2 separate regions of the Homo sapiens genome follow, and region 2 is linked to region 1. The links are chromatin contacts, found by Hi-C or POLR2A ChIA-PET in ENCODE. All regions are on one chromosome and are shown on one strand. The core of a region is the stretch at or near the end of the contact, and the rest is flanking DNA. Distances in the headings are between cores, read along the strand shown. Region 1 has its middle 77 kb from the start of FGD2. Region 2 has its middle 8.6 kb from the start of MDGA1.

What was found. Hi-C counts contacts between places; a loop is a spot of excess contacts on that map. ChIA-PET counts read pairs that join two places held with the same protein, here RNA polymerase II (POLR2A).
Region 2: a map of breast epithelium shows a loop between it and region 1 (20-fold over the local background). The contact joins two enhancer-like sites. A Hi-C loop is called at or near these places in 1 of 168 maps with a recorded cell type or tissue (breast epithelium). POLR2A ChIA-PET finds 5 or more read pairs at or near these places in 2 of 52 experiments (WTC11 and activated T-cell).

Annotation. Positions count from the first base shown.
Region 1 is chr6:37,079,211-37,086,632 of GRCh38, forward strand. No RefSeq gene overlaps it. Among named protein-coding and RNA genes, the nearest start is that of FGD2, 77 kb to the left of the region's middle. RefSeq lists an enhancer at 4,373-4,873. Within about 2 kb of position 4,446, at least 15 of the 41 ENCODE cell types and tissues checked have a DNase peak (open chromatin) inside an H3K27ac peak, as active enhancers do; they include breast epithelium, where a contact is called at or near this core.
Region 2 is chr6:37,702,995-37,709,877 of GRCh38, forward strand. No RefSeq gene overlaps it. Among named protein-coding and RNA genes, the nearest start is that of MDGA1, 8.6 kb to the left of the region's middle. RefSeq lists a silencer at 2,582-2,841. Within about 2 kb of position 2,442, at least 29 of the 41 ENCODE cell types and tissues checked have a DNase peak (open chromatin) inside an H3K27ac peak, as active enhancers do; they include breast epithelium, where a contact is called at or near this core.

The sequences.
Region 1 (7,422 bases), core at 3,196-5,695:
TTTTTTGAGACGGAGTCTCGCTCTGTCACGAGGTTGGAATGCGGTGACGCGCTCTTGGTGCACTGCAATCTTCACTTCTGGGGTTCAAGCCATTCTCCTGCCTCAGCTTCCCGAGTAGCTGGGACCGCAGGCGCCCACCACCACGCCCGGCTAATTTTTTATATTTTTAGTAGAGACAGGGTTTCACCATGTTGGCCAGGATGGTCTCAATCTCTTGACTTTGTGATCTGCCTGCCTTGGCCTCCGAAAGTGCTGGGATTACAGGCATGAGACACTGCGCCCGGCCACATACTTCCATCTTTGTTGTACAGAAACATTCCAAGGAATAGGACTGTTGCTCATGTTGAAGACCATTTTAAACTCTCAGGTTCTAGGCTACACATGGCTCTTGCCCCAGCTCCTTATTTAATCCTTGCATGCTAGGGAAGGGGTCTACCTCATTAGCACAAAAGGAGGCATTGAGGAGGATGGGAAGTGTGGTCTGTGAGTCTTTATCCATTTCTTGAGCACTTGTACTACACTGGGCTTGGGGATTGTAGTGAAAAATAACTTTTCTTGGCCTATCATAAACAACACTGTAATGAACAACTATTATTTTCCAAAGAACCATTGCAACCAGAGAGTGAAACCACATTTGGGGTGCAGAGAATCTGTTCCTGGGTCACCTATGAGGCCATACAGCCCTGTAGCGCCCCTAGGTGCCTAGCAGGGGGACGGAATCTGTACAATCCCTGAGGTGCTAAAGTGCAGAATGAAGCTTCCCTGTTTAAGTGGGAATACAGTAAGCACATCACAAGCATAGCTCAGACATGGGCAAGACTTACCACTTATGTCTTCCTCCATATTCTTCCCTTTGATCCTCACAACACCCTTGTGAAGCAGGGAGTATAGACTTAAGTTCATTCTACAGATAAGGAAACTAAGGCTCAGGGCAGGAGACTTGCCCAAGGTCGCACAACTAAGTAATGGGGAGAAACTAGACTCCAGTGACACCACTCCATGCCTCTAATCAACATTATCACCTGATGAACTGCACATTACTGTCAGCAAAGAATGCATTCCTTCCTTTACAAGGGGCTTTGTCAACATGGGATGTAGGACCCAGGTTTTTTATTTTTTATTTTTTTTAAGAGACAGGGTCGGCTGGGCGCAGTGGCTCACACCTGTAATCCAAGCACTTTGGGAGGCCGAGGCAAGTGAATCACCTGAGATCGGGAGTTCGAGGCCTGCCTGGCCAACATGGTGAAACCCCGTCTCTACTAAAAATACAAAACTTAGCTGGATGTGGTGTCCCGTGCCTGTAATCCTAGCTACTCAGGAGGCTGAGGCAGGAGAATTGCTTGAACCCAGGAGGAGGAGGTTGTGGTGGGCCAAGATTGAGCCTCTGCACTCCAGCCTGGGCGACAGAGCAAAAATCCGTCTGAAAACAACAACAACAACAACAAAAACAGGGTCTTGCTCTACCCATGCTGGAATGCAGAGGCATGATCATAGCTCACTGCAGCCTCAACCTCCTGGGCTCAAGCCATCCTCCCGCCTCAGCCTCCTGAGTAGGTGGAACTATAGGTGTGCTACCTCCACACCAGCTAATTTTTAAATTTTTGTGCTGGGCAAGGTGGCTTACGCCTATAATCCCAGCACTTTAGGAGGCAGAGGCGAGCAGATCACTTGAGGTCAGGAGTTCAAGACCAGCCTGACCAACATGGAGAAACCCCATCTCTACTAAAAATACAAAATTAGCCAAGCGTGATCTTGCATGCCTGTAATGCCAGCTACTCGGGAGGCTGAGGCAGGAGAATCACTTGAACCTGGGAGGCAGAGGTTGCAGTGAGCCAAGATCGTGCCATTGCATTCCAGCCTGGGCAACAAGAGGGAAACTCTGTCTCAAAAAAAAAAAAAGAAAGAAAGAAAGAAAAAATTTTTTGTAGAGATGGGGTCTCGCAATGTTGCCCAGGCTGGTCTCAAACTCCTGGCCTCACGTGATCCCCCGGACCCGGACACTTTGATTGGGAGTGGAGGAAAGAGCCCAAAAGGTCTGGAGCCTGTGGCCTGAACCTCAAGGCCACTCCTGGCTGTGTGTGTGTTTTCTTTGGTGGGGAGGTGGGGTGGAGAAGGGAGGGAGGAAATGAAAAGAGAGCTCTTCAGAGAGGAGCAATACAGTCATAAATAGGTATCACTGTCAGGGAGCAGCTCTTATTCATCTTTGCATCCCCAGCGCCTTGCACATAGTAGATGCTCCATGCAGGCTCCTAAACTGAAGACATAACCCCCAGCCCCTGGGATGATCTCTCCCGTGCTCAGTCCTGCATGGAGACCTGTGTGTATTCTCTTCTTGGCTCCCCTCACACTCATCCTAACTTCTCTTGCCCCATCTTTCTCCACACTCTCAATCTCCAATGTCTGCCCCTTCTCACTCCCCTCCCCTGCCAATCACTGAAACGTCAATTAATTGAGACTCATGTCCCTTAGAAACAAACTCAGGTCTATAACTGAGGGCTCTAGCTAAGCAATTCTTTGATCTCAAGGACTCTTTCTAGCTGGGGCTCTAGACCGTATTTAAGTATTAGGTTTCTTTTGAAAATCTAAGCAAAGGTAGAGATCCCAGGAAAATACCCACCCAGCAAAGATGTGCCTTCGGTGTCAGGAGTTCACGTCTGGACCTTCTGAGAGCTGTGGTTGGGAGAGGCTGTCCTGGTGGACAGTGCAGTCCATACCCCTGTGAGGCAGCGGGTTTCTGCAACCTTCCCTCTGCGTGGGAGACTACTCGGGATTTGTCTCCCACACAGCCAAAGGCTTGTCCAAAACTAACAGGTCCACCATCCCTTATTCTCAATTTCAAAATCCCTGAACTTCTGAAAACCATATGATAAAACAAGTTTTATCATAACACATTTGACTGCAGAACTTAACCTGACATGAACTTATTTGGCAACAAAATGGCCTCCAACTGACGCAAGGCTATTTACAGCCTTTATTTACACCATTTAGTGTGTGAATATTCATGGACTTTGCTTAAAAATATTTATGTGTTTACCAGGTGCTGCCCCAGATCCTGCGGTGGGTATTTCATAATATACAGTGTGCGCACCATGGCTTTTTTCTAAACGGTGAAAAAATCTGAATTCGGAAACCTATCTGGCCCCAAGGGTTTCAGGTAAAGGACTATGAATCTGTAGCTATAAAAATTTCTCCTAAAAAAGTTCACAGGCTGGCTGGGTGCGTTGGCTCACGCCTGTGATCCCTGCACTTTGAGGGGCCGAGGCAGAAGGATCGCTCGAGCCCAGGATTTCAAGATTGGCCTGGGTAACATAGTGAGACCCTGTCTCTACAAAAAAAAAAAAAAAGTTAACTGGGCGTGGTGGTGCGCACCTGTAGTCCCAGTTGCTCGGGAGGCTGAGGTGAGATCGCTTGAGCCTGGGAGGTTGAGGCTGAAGAGAGCTGTGATCATGCCACTGCACTCCAGCCTGGGTAACAAAGCGAGACCCTGTCTCAAAAAAAAGAAAGAAAGAAAGAAAGAAAATCATTCACAGGCTTATGAGCAAAAGAAGCCAGGGAACAAATGGGCACCCACCGTATGATTCCATTTATATGAAGTTCAAGAACAGGCAAAGCTGATTGTTGGTGGTAGATCAGAACAGCGATTACCTGTCGGGGGCGAGACTGATGGACAGGAGGGAGGTGAGGGAACATTTTAGGGTGCTGGAAATGTTCCGTATTCTGATCTGGGTGGAGATTGCATGGGTACATACATATGTAAAAATTTATCAAGCTGTACAGTAAAGATGAGTGTGCTTTGCTGTGAGTCTGTTATACCTCAAAATAAAAGTAAAAATAAAACTTACGGGAATACATTATCTCAAATTAAGCAATAAGAAGCTGCTCCCTTGGCACTCCAACCCACCCTGCGATATCTTCTAACTTCCCAACAAAGCTTAAATTAAAATGATCTTAATATAAGTTTGGCTTTTCTTTAATCCCCAGAAATGAGTTTAACACAAAGTCACTTTTAATGAATATTTTTTAAACTCTGACTTGCCCTCAAGAAGAATCCATCCCTGGAGCAGATCTTTGCTTTGAAAGTGCTGCAGGATAGCACCCAGGCCTGGTTCCCTTCACCCTCTCCACTCTCAGCACCGCCACCAGGAAGGATGTCTCCTGGCCCCACTGCCTCCAGGACGGCTGCTGAAAACATACCAGCCAGGCGGCATGCAGGGACCCAGGCCTGGCATCCTACCCGATGTGCTGCAAGTCAGAACTTGCACCCAACAATATCCTGTAATTGCATCTGATTAGCTGGAATTTGGAATCTGTACTTGAGAACAGCAGGGCACAGGAGACTCCTTGATTAAACAGGTCAGAGAACCATACGCTGCTAAGAGGAACGGGGGAGCCTCTTCCCGCAGCAGACTCATTGCTCAACATCTGATTGCACATGGCCTTGTCCTTTGACACTCACTCCCACAACAACCCTACCCCCACCTTCCTCCCATTTCCTATCTGGGTCCTGGAGCTCAGCCCACTGGGGCCTTGCTTCTCTCTGTGGCTCCACTCCTGACTGGGTTCAGCCCACACGCCAGCCTTCCCCCGCTCCAGCCACAGGGCTCTGGTCTGATGGCCTCAGGCTGTCCTCGCCTGCCTCAGATCCTTTGAGGAACAATTCAGGGTATAAACAAACCGACTTACTTGGACTTTTTCCTCATCTTTCTAGCACAGTGCTGTCCAACAGAACCTTCCATGCTGATGGAAAGATTCTATATCTGCTTTGTGCAATGTGGTGGCCACTATCAACATGTGGCTATTGGGCACTTGATGTATGGCTAAGTGTGAACGAGAACCATATTTTTTATTTTTATTTTTCATTTTTAATTATAGCTGGGCATGGTGGCTCACGGCTATAATCTCAGCACTTTAGGAGGCCGAGGAAGGCAGATCACCTGAGGTCAGGAGTTCAAGACCAGCCTGACCAACATGGCAAAACCTCGTCTCCACTAAGAAATACAAAAATTAGCCAGGTGTGGTGGTGTGCACCCGTAATCCCAGCTACTTAAGAGGCTGAGGCATGGAATTGCTTGAACTCAGGAGGAAGAGGTCACAGTGAGCTGAGATGGTGCCACTGCATTCCAGCCTGGGCGACAGAGTAAGACCCCTGTCTCAAAAAAATAAGATAAAATAATACAATGCAAATATTTGTGGCTATTGGCTACCACACCGAACAGTGCAGCTCTAGAGAGAGGAAAGGCATGGGACTTAACACTCCTTTAACCTAACCTAGTGGCCTGGTGTCTCAGGAAGGTGTTTTGTCTGCTCTTTGAAGATACCCAGCCCTCATCTCTCCAGCTCCCAGATCTGTCTTCTTGTAGAATAACTGAGCATTTTGTTAAGCTCCTAAAATGTGTCAGACATTTTGCAAATGGAACCCAGATGTACTGGACCACCTGGAGGCTCGTCCCAGCATTCAAAAAAGGCTGAGATTCCAACGCTGCTTAGAAAGCACCATAGTAAGTCTCTCCTAAGAGTCTCTTGGGGAAGCACAGAGAGGAAATTTTTTCACAAAACACAAGGGGCTTCTATCCCTGCCCAAGTCCCAGTCCTCAGCACAGCAGTTCAGCTTCTCTCCTCCCACACCCCAAACCTAGTTCTGTTGCTGTCTTCTTGCTCTGTCACTCAGGCTGGAGTGCAGTGGTGTGATCTCGGCTTACCACAACCTCTGCCTCCTGGGTTCAAGCAATTCTCTTGCCTCAGCCTCCCAAATAGCTGGGACTACCAGTGTGCACCACCGTGCCTGGCTCGTTTTTGTATTTTTAGTAGAGATGGGGTTTCACCATGTTGGCCAGGCTGGTCTTGAACTCCTGACCTCAACTGATCCGCCCAGACCAGGCTGGTCTTGAACTCCTGACCTCAACTGATCTGCCCGCCTCAGCCTCCCAAACTGCTGGGATTACAGGTGTGAGCCACCACGCCCTGCCTTCATCTTTTCTTATTCAAAGAAATTTGATCTACTCTGGATTTTGCTCTGCCTCACCTCTCTTGAAACAGCATACAAACACGCCAGCTGCCACCCTTCCTCCTTGGCAGGAGAAAGAAGACAGAAGTGGCAAATACTTAGTATGTAACTCTTTCTCCTTTTAACCCTGTTACACAAGGTCGTGATTATCCCCAGTTTACAGATGAGGAAACAGTGGCACTCACTAGTTTAGGGCACACTGCTAGGGAATGGAGAAATCACAACACAAGCCCAGAGCTGTCAGACTCCTGAACAATGTCCTATGCCATCTGTCCCCACTCTCTGATGATAAAACCCCTACCGATGGCTGATGACTAAACCAATCCGCATTAATTTAACCAGCTACCTTGGGCTGGGCGCGGTGGCTCACGCCTGTAATCCCAGCACTTTGGGAGGCCGAGGCGGGCAGATCACAAGGTCAGGAGTTCAAGACCAGCCTGGCCAACATGGTGAAACCCTGTCTCTACTAAAAATACAAAAATTAGCCAGGCATGGTGGCACATGTCTGTAATCCTAGCTACTTGGGAGGCTAAGGCAGGAGAATGGCTTAAACCCAGGAGGTGGAGGTTGCAATGAGCCAAGACTGCGCCACTGCACTCCAGCCTGGCGACAGAGCAAGACTCTGTCTCAAAAACAAACAAAGAAACAAAAACCTGCTACCTTTAGAGCTCCTGGATTACTCCACCCCAAGGAAATTGTTTTTTAACCAGGAGAAAAAGACTTGACCCAAGAAGTGACTCAGGATCTCAAACCCAAATTTCTCAATCTGGACTTCAAGGCTTAGCAGGGCATGCTTAGCCTCCTCGCCTGTCACCTCCCAGTTGTGACAAGGTGAGCCTGTTCTCCAACTCATACCAACTCAGCTGTCCACCCAACCCATAGCCAGGCCCTCCCTACTACTAAGCAGGATGATGCTTCTCTCCCCCTTTTAAAATCATGATAAGCTGGGTGTGGTGGCTCACTCCTGTAATCCCAGCACTTTGGGAGGCCAAGGGTGGGGGGTGGATCACCTGAGGTCAGGAGTTCGAGACCAGCCTGGCCAGCATGGTGAAACCCCATCTCTAGTAAAAATACAAAAAAATTAGCTGGGTGTGGTGGCAGTTTCCTGTAATCCTAGCTACTCAGGAGGCTGAGGCAAGAGAATCACTTGAACCTGGGAGGCGGAGGTTGCAGTGAGCTGAGATCGCGCCATGGCACTCCAGCCTGGGCAACCAGAGCGAAACTGTGTCTCAAAAAAGAAAGAAAGAAAGAAAGAATCATGATAAAATACACATAATATAAAATATGCCATTGATATCATTTTTTGGTGTACAGTTCCGCAGCATCCACATTGTTGTGCAACTATTGCCACCATTCATCTCCAGAACATTTAAGCTTCCCAAACTGAAATTCTACACCCATTAAACTGTAACTCCCCA
Region 2 (6,883 bases), core at 1,192-3,691, 620 kb after region 1:
ACATGTGCCTGGACCACCTCTGAGACTGCTCCCAGCACTAGACTCCAAAGCCTTGTGAGCTCTCTCCAAGGCCTGATATCTGGAGCCATCATTTCCCAAGTGAGGGTCACCTGGGCTTCCTTTGTCTACACTAATGTTGGAAAAGGGGAGGTTTTGTTTAATTTTTTTGAGTTGATGGTTCAGTAGATCACAAGTAATTTTGTTTTATACTGATTTGAGAAATTTATGGTCTTCCCACTCTGAGCAGGTGTAAGGGACACTGGTTTACCAGGCTCTGCTTCCCCACTGGGGTGGGTCTGGGAAGAAGCAAATGGGCTGGAAAAGTGGAGTTCTTTTGACTCTTCATTAACTTAACAAATATTCATGGACCCAAGCATTGTGTCTATATAATCCTGGGCACCCCATTGTGCTGGAGGCATCCAACAGCTAAAGACACAGCCCTGCGCTCAGGTAGCCCAAGTCTGATAGAGGAGACAGCCCTGGCCCTAAGGGCCCGTAGTCTGATGGGGGAAGACTGCTATTACAGGGTTACAGATCCTGGAATACAAATGGAGCCAGGCTATAGATCTAGGGACAGATAGATATACTATAACAGCAACCAAGTGTTCACTACATGGGTAAAAGTGAAGAGGATGGAGAACTAGGAAGGCACTGGCTGGTTACTCTGATTTCTAGGCTCTTACTGAACATTTTGTTTTTTTTGTTTTTTTTGTTTTTGAGACAAGATCTCACTCTGTTGTCCAGGCTGGAGTGCAGTGGTGCAGTCAGAGATCACTGCAGCCTCAAATCCCCAGGCTCAAGTGGTCCTCCCACCTCAGGCAACCAGGCTTGAAAAAAAAAAAAATTTAGCCTCCTGAGTAGCTGGGATTACAGGCACCCACCACCATGCCTGGCTAATATATATATGTATATATATTGCATTTTTAATAGAGACAGAGTTTCACCATGTTGGCCAAGCTGGTCTCGAACTCCTGACTTCAGGTGATCCCCCCGTCTTGGCCCCTAACCTTTCTTCAAGCCTGGTTGCCTGCAGCTTTCCAAATTTCAGCCAAACCCAAGGGAAGTAGTCTGTGTTTTACTTGGGTATTTTCTCCTAATGCAAATGTCTTTCTGGGCTCCTGGGAAAGAGGCCTGTTTGAAGGAAATACTGTTAAGCTGGCATGCAGCCGTTGGCACCCACAGGGAAGAGCACCCTCTCTCTGGAAGCCAGGCTCCACCCCAGCAAGAAGTCCCAGCCCCATCTGACTCCACTGACCTCCCCTAGGGAGGTATCTCTGACTAAGCAGACTACAGGGCACCTAGAGATCAGCTCCTCTCCAAAGGCCCCACCTGCTACTCTGGCCTCATGAATGACACCCCTCCACCCCAGGCTTAGAGTGGGCATTCGTTCTCTGTGCTTTGTTTCCATGTGTGCTGTGAGCTCAAGGGTAGAGTGAGTGTCCTGCTCATGTCTGGACTGCTCACAGTACCCAGTGCCAAGCTGAGCACACAGTAGTTATTTGATTTATGCTCATTAAAATGAACTGTGGCAGGGTGTGGTGGCTCACGCCTGAGTTCCCAACACTTTGGGAGGCCAAGGTGGAAGGACTGCTTGAGTTCAGGAGTTTGAGACCAGCTTGGGCAACACAGTAAAACCTTATCTCTAAAAAAAAAAAAAAAAAAAAAAAAAAAAGTCAGAAAATTAGCCAGGCATGGCGTCATGCGCCTGTGGTCCCAGCTACTTGGGAGGCTGAGATGGGAGGTTCCCTTGAGCCCAGGAGGTCAAGGCTGCAGTGAGCCATGATCACACCACTGCACTCAGCCTGGGTGACAGAGTGAGATCCTGTCTCAAAAAAATAAATAAAAATAAAATAAAATGAGCTGAGTTGGTTACACTGACTAACTCAAACAAAAGTAGGCTTTGGGCAAGACCTAAATTACCAGGATAACGGAGGCCCAAATTATCCAGACAATATGTAGATTACGGACAAATACAAATAATGAAGATCGAAGACATGTTTGAGTTATGTACAGGCTGAAGGAAAACTGATTCTCGGGGAAGGGAAGCAGGCAGGTGAGGCCCAGGGTTTCTGGGAAACCCCTGTGTAAACAGTGGCAGGGGGTTAGCAACCCCCACTGCTGCTTCCTTCTGAGATGCTGTCTGGGAGGAGAGGTCTGAATCAGGTGCGTTCCTAGAGGCATGGGGGCTCTGCCAGGCTGAGGGTGGCTCTGTCCTCAGGCATCTGCTCCCAGGCCTCAGCAGCCCCAGTGGAACGCATCAAGTTTCGCTGAGCTGGTCTTTCTAACTTTCTCCCCGGCAGCTCCGCGGGAAGCAGGATCAAATGTTCTCCAGCCTGAAAAGCCCGGCTGGGGTGTGAGGAGAAAGGAGAAGGGGAGGAGGGGCGGCCAATCTGCGGTATTGGAAGGGGAGGGGCCGGGGCCGGGCCCCAGGGACAGGCCTCGTGACTCTCCTTGCTCCCTTTCTGTTTAACCCTCCCAGCCAATTCTTTTTCCTTTAGCCATTAGCTCTTTTTGATCCACGTAAAAGGGGGTGGGGGGCGGGAAATCTGGCGTGGACTTGGAGGCGTTCAGCACACCCGCGACCGCTGCGTGGCATAAACTACAGGGGGCGCCATTCACATAGGATACGACAGACATGGCGCCCGCCCCCTCCGCCCCCCCAGTACAACGTGGGGGCCCTGCTGCCACGCCCTCGGGTCTGACCTGACCCCAGGACAAGCTGGCGGGTCATCCTACCCTGTACCTCACTTCCCTCGCTCCTTCTCTTCCCAACCCACCCCCAAGCCCCCGCCGCCAACTCCTGTCTTGGCCCCTCACCCTCCAGGTCGCTCTTGTTCTGGCCCCCACTCCTGCAGGCCACGCTGCGGATGGTTCAGAGAGAGACGGGGGCGGGGGAAGGAGCCATCGGGCCTTCTCCTGCGCATGCTCGCTGTGAGACGAGCGCTGTGAGCCCTGGGGACTCGCTGCCCTTTTGATTAACTCGTCTTATTACGTGGCTCTCCCGGCTCTCCTTGGGGACCCTCCATGCCCACCATCCCAGGGGGCCTTTGGGATCCATGCCTGGCACGGGCTTGGAAGGAATCCCCAGGCACCGGCCCACTCAGTCACTAAAGGATGATCCGGCCTGCCCATCTGTCCCCCTTTTCATCCTCTAACCCAAGGTTTATCTGAAGGAGCGTGCTACAATTCATAAGCATCAAATGCCCATAATAAAGGCCATTTGCTTTCATGACCACCTTTGTCATCTTCATTTTAGAGGGGCAACTGAGGAACAGAGAGGTTCAGTCACAGATAGCTAGTAAGTTGTGTTCAATCGAACTAGAGAATCTGGCTCCAGAGTCAGAGTCTATACTCTTCACCACTACTTGGTGCTGCGTCTCACGAAGAAGTGGGGCCAAAAACTGGCACACTAGAGCTGCGCTGGCCAAGGCATAGCTACTGGTAGATATTTATGTCAGTTTCTCAGTCACGCTGGCCACATTTCAAGTGCTCACAGTCACACTAGTGGTTACCGTGTTGGACAACAAAGATATACAACATTACCCTCATCACAGGAGTTTTATTGGACAGCAGTGCTCAGAAGTCCTTAATTTTTATCCCAGCACTACTGCTTACTAGCTGAGCGACCATGGCCGGTTACCTAACCTCTCTGTATCTCAGGTTCCATAAGAATGGTGCAAGGCCAGGCATGGTGCCTCATGCCTGTAATCCCAGCACCTTGGAAGCCTGAGGTGGGAGGATTGCTTGAGCCCAGGAGTTCAAGACCAGCCTGGGCAACATAAGGACACCTCATCTCTGTGAATCAAAAATTTAAGAAAACTAGCCAGGCATGGTGGCACGCACCTGTAGTGCCAGCTACGTGGGAGGCTGAGGCAGGAGAATCCCTTGAGCAGGTCAAGGCTGCAGTGAACCATGATCAAGTCACTGCATTCCAGCCTGGGCAACAGAGTGAGACCCTGTCTCAAAACAAGAAAGTGCCAACCTCATAGGGCTGTTAGAAGGATTAAATGAGAAAATGTATATGAAATGTGCTAGGCATAGTGCCTGGCATATAGTAAGCATACTAAACATTATTATTTTGTTAGGAATCATAAGCCAGTCCTTTATTTAACAAAGTGGGTAGCTAAAGACCAGAGAAACTAAGGAACTGCCTCAAAGCCACACAGCAAATTAAATGCCAGAAGCTGAGGCTCCTCATTCTTTTTTCTCCACCACATGACCTAATGATATCACTACAGCCAATAAATGACTTCCGAATTTGGCCCTCTCGAAAATGTTGTAAGGTGGTTAAATGAGGTTTCATCAACCTTACTGTACAGATTAAGAAACTGATGGGCCCGGTGCAGTGGCTCATGCCTGTAATCTCAGCACTTGGGAGGCTGCGGTGGGGAGGCAATTAGAAGTCAGCTGAGGGCAATGAAGTTAGGATGAGGGGACAGAGGCTGGGTACCAACCCATCCTACTAGAGCGGATATGACATGACCCGTTTATTGTGTCTTACCCACAAAATGGAGCTTCTGTCAGGGAGGATCTTTGTCATGTTCACTGCTATATCCCGCATAGCTTAAAGGGTGCCTGGTAATCAAGAAATGGTTGTTGACTGAGTAGATGCCCATTTTTCAGATAAAGATGGTAAGGCTCAGAGATGTGAAGGACTGTGCCCAAGATTGGATTTATTCATACGAGAGGAATTTACTGAGCATCTACTTTGGGTCCACATGTCGAGTCTCTCTGACTCCAATTCCTGGGCTTCCCTTCAATACCTCCCATCTCCAACCCGCATTCTACAAAGGGGAAGGTAGGGCTGCCCTGACTCCATCCTATTCCCCCGGCACGTAAGTGCTTCTCTGTCTTTGGTTGACCTGGCAAGGAGAGGCCTGAGAAGCCTTAAATTAAGGTTCAGGCATGAGTTGTGTAGCCAGGATCTATGCTGAAATTTTATTTTGTGTTTTCCCATTGCGCTTGGAATAACGACCTTCCATCTTCCATCCCAAGAAAAGAACTGAAGCCAGAGTCTGAGTCGGGTTTTTTGTTTGGTTGGTTTTTTTGGTGGTTGCAGGGGCGGGGTGGGTTGCCTCAAGTAGCTTTGGGGTTTGTCGTCAAAGCAGAGGGATGTCCCGACTCAGTTAGGTTTAGGAGGTGGAGGTCTCCTGATGGAGAGTAAAATGGAAGGAGAAGGGAGATGGGGCCTCCCCAAGCTGGAAGCGACAGAGATGAGGCCTTTGTCTGTGTTCCTCTGGCCTGCAGTGCCAGATGGGGTTGTTTGTGTGCTGAGGCCCTGAGGGTCTTCGGGGTCCTCCTGTGGTCATCGAGAGAGCTACTGTGAAGACCTCTCAGAGTGTGTCCAGGGCAGCAGGGCCTGCCTGAGGCCTGACCCAGGGTTCAGGAGCCACAGCAACAGGAGTCAACTACCATGGCAACCACAAGGCACAGGGCCTCTTTTCCTGGGTCCCAGATTCTTCTGTGACCCTAGAGAATCCCCCTGAACATAACTAAGGCTGATTTCTCAGCACTGTGGCAATTGGAGATTTGGAATCAGAATTTATGTGACTTCAAAAAAAAAAACACAGCATGACATTTATTGCATGCAGATGTTGCAGAGTAAATTCAAACCCACTCCAGTGCAGAGGGATCTAAGGGCCTCTGGATGAAGGGGTCTGAGCTGAGCAGCACACACAGGAGGCCTCCTGGAGGTCTGGCCAGGCAAGGCCAAACCCCAGGTGAGGCCTGACTGCCTGGCACAGCGAGGAAGCTGCAGGGGAAACACAAAAGGAACTTAATTTTAAAAAAACCATATTTGAAAATAACATTTATTTCTGATTGTAAAAATAATACATGCTGCTTGTAGAAAACTGGAGAGAAACAGAAACATATAACGACAGAAATGTAAATCACCTATAATCCCATCACCCACGGTAATCATTAAAATGGTATTATCTGTCCTTTCCATCTTTATTCTATATGCAGGTTTTTACATAATCGAGATGATATTTACATTATTTATACAGTTTATATTCTATCTATAGAGGACAACAGGTCCCTGAGCTCTGCATGATGAACAAATGAGCAAATGAAGAACACACATACAGATTCTCTCCCACACGCTCACATGTTCATTTGCACAGACCGTGGGGAATGAAACACGGGAAAGAACATTAAACAGTAATAAGTACCAACCTGCTACTAAACAGCATCATGACCCTGAGGACCCTCTCTGTGCCTCAGTTTCTTTTCTTTTTTCTTTTTCTTTGAGACAAGTTTGCTCTGTCACCCAGGCTGGAGTGCAGCAGCAAGATCCCAGCTCACTGCAGCCTCAAATTCCTGGACTCAAGTGATCCTCCCACCTCAGCCTTTCAAATAGCTGGGACCACAGGTGCATGCCACCACACCTGGCTACTTTTTAAAATTTTCTGTAGAGATGGGGTCTCCCTGTGTTGCCCAGGCTGGAGTTGATTTTGGGAGGACCCCTTGAGCCTGGGGGTTTGAGGCTGCAGTGAGCTGTGATTGCACTGCTGCATTCCAGCCTGGGCAACAGAGTGAGACCCTGTCTCAAAAAAAAAAAAAAAAATAGTGCCCACCTCATAGGGCTGTTAGAGGGATTAAATGGGAAAATGGGAGGATCACTATATGTCTCTGCCCAAGACCTTCTTTGCCTGCCCACATAGCAGCCAAAAGGGCCAGGGCCCCTGAGGTCCCCAGGAGCAGCCCTCAGAGAGTGACTCACAGGAGCCGCATAAATACCAGCTCCCTCACCCCTCAGGCAGGATGTCCCAGAGGGCATGCCCTACACTGTCCCCCAGAGTTCCCCAGTGAGACCGAGCTCCAGCTCCCCACAGTGGTAACTGGATAAATATTGCACCCCTTATGGGCTGCGTTCCCTCCC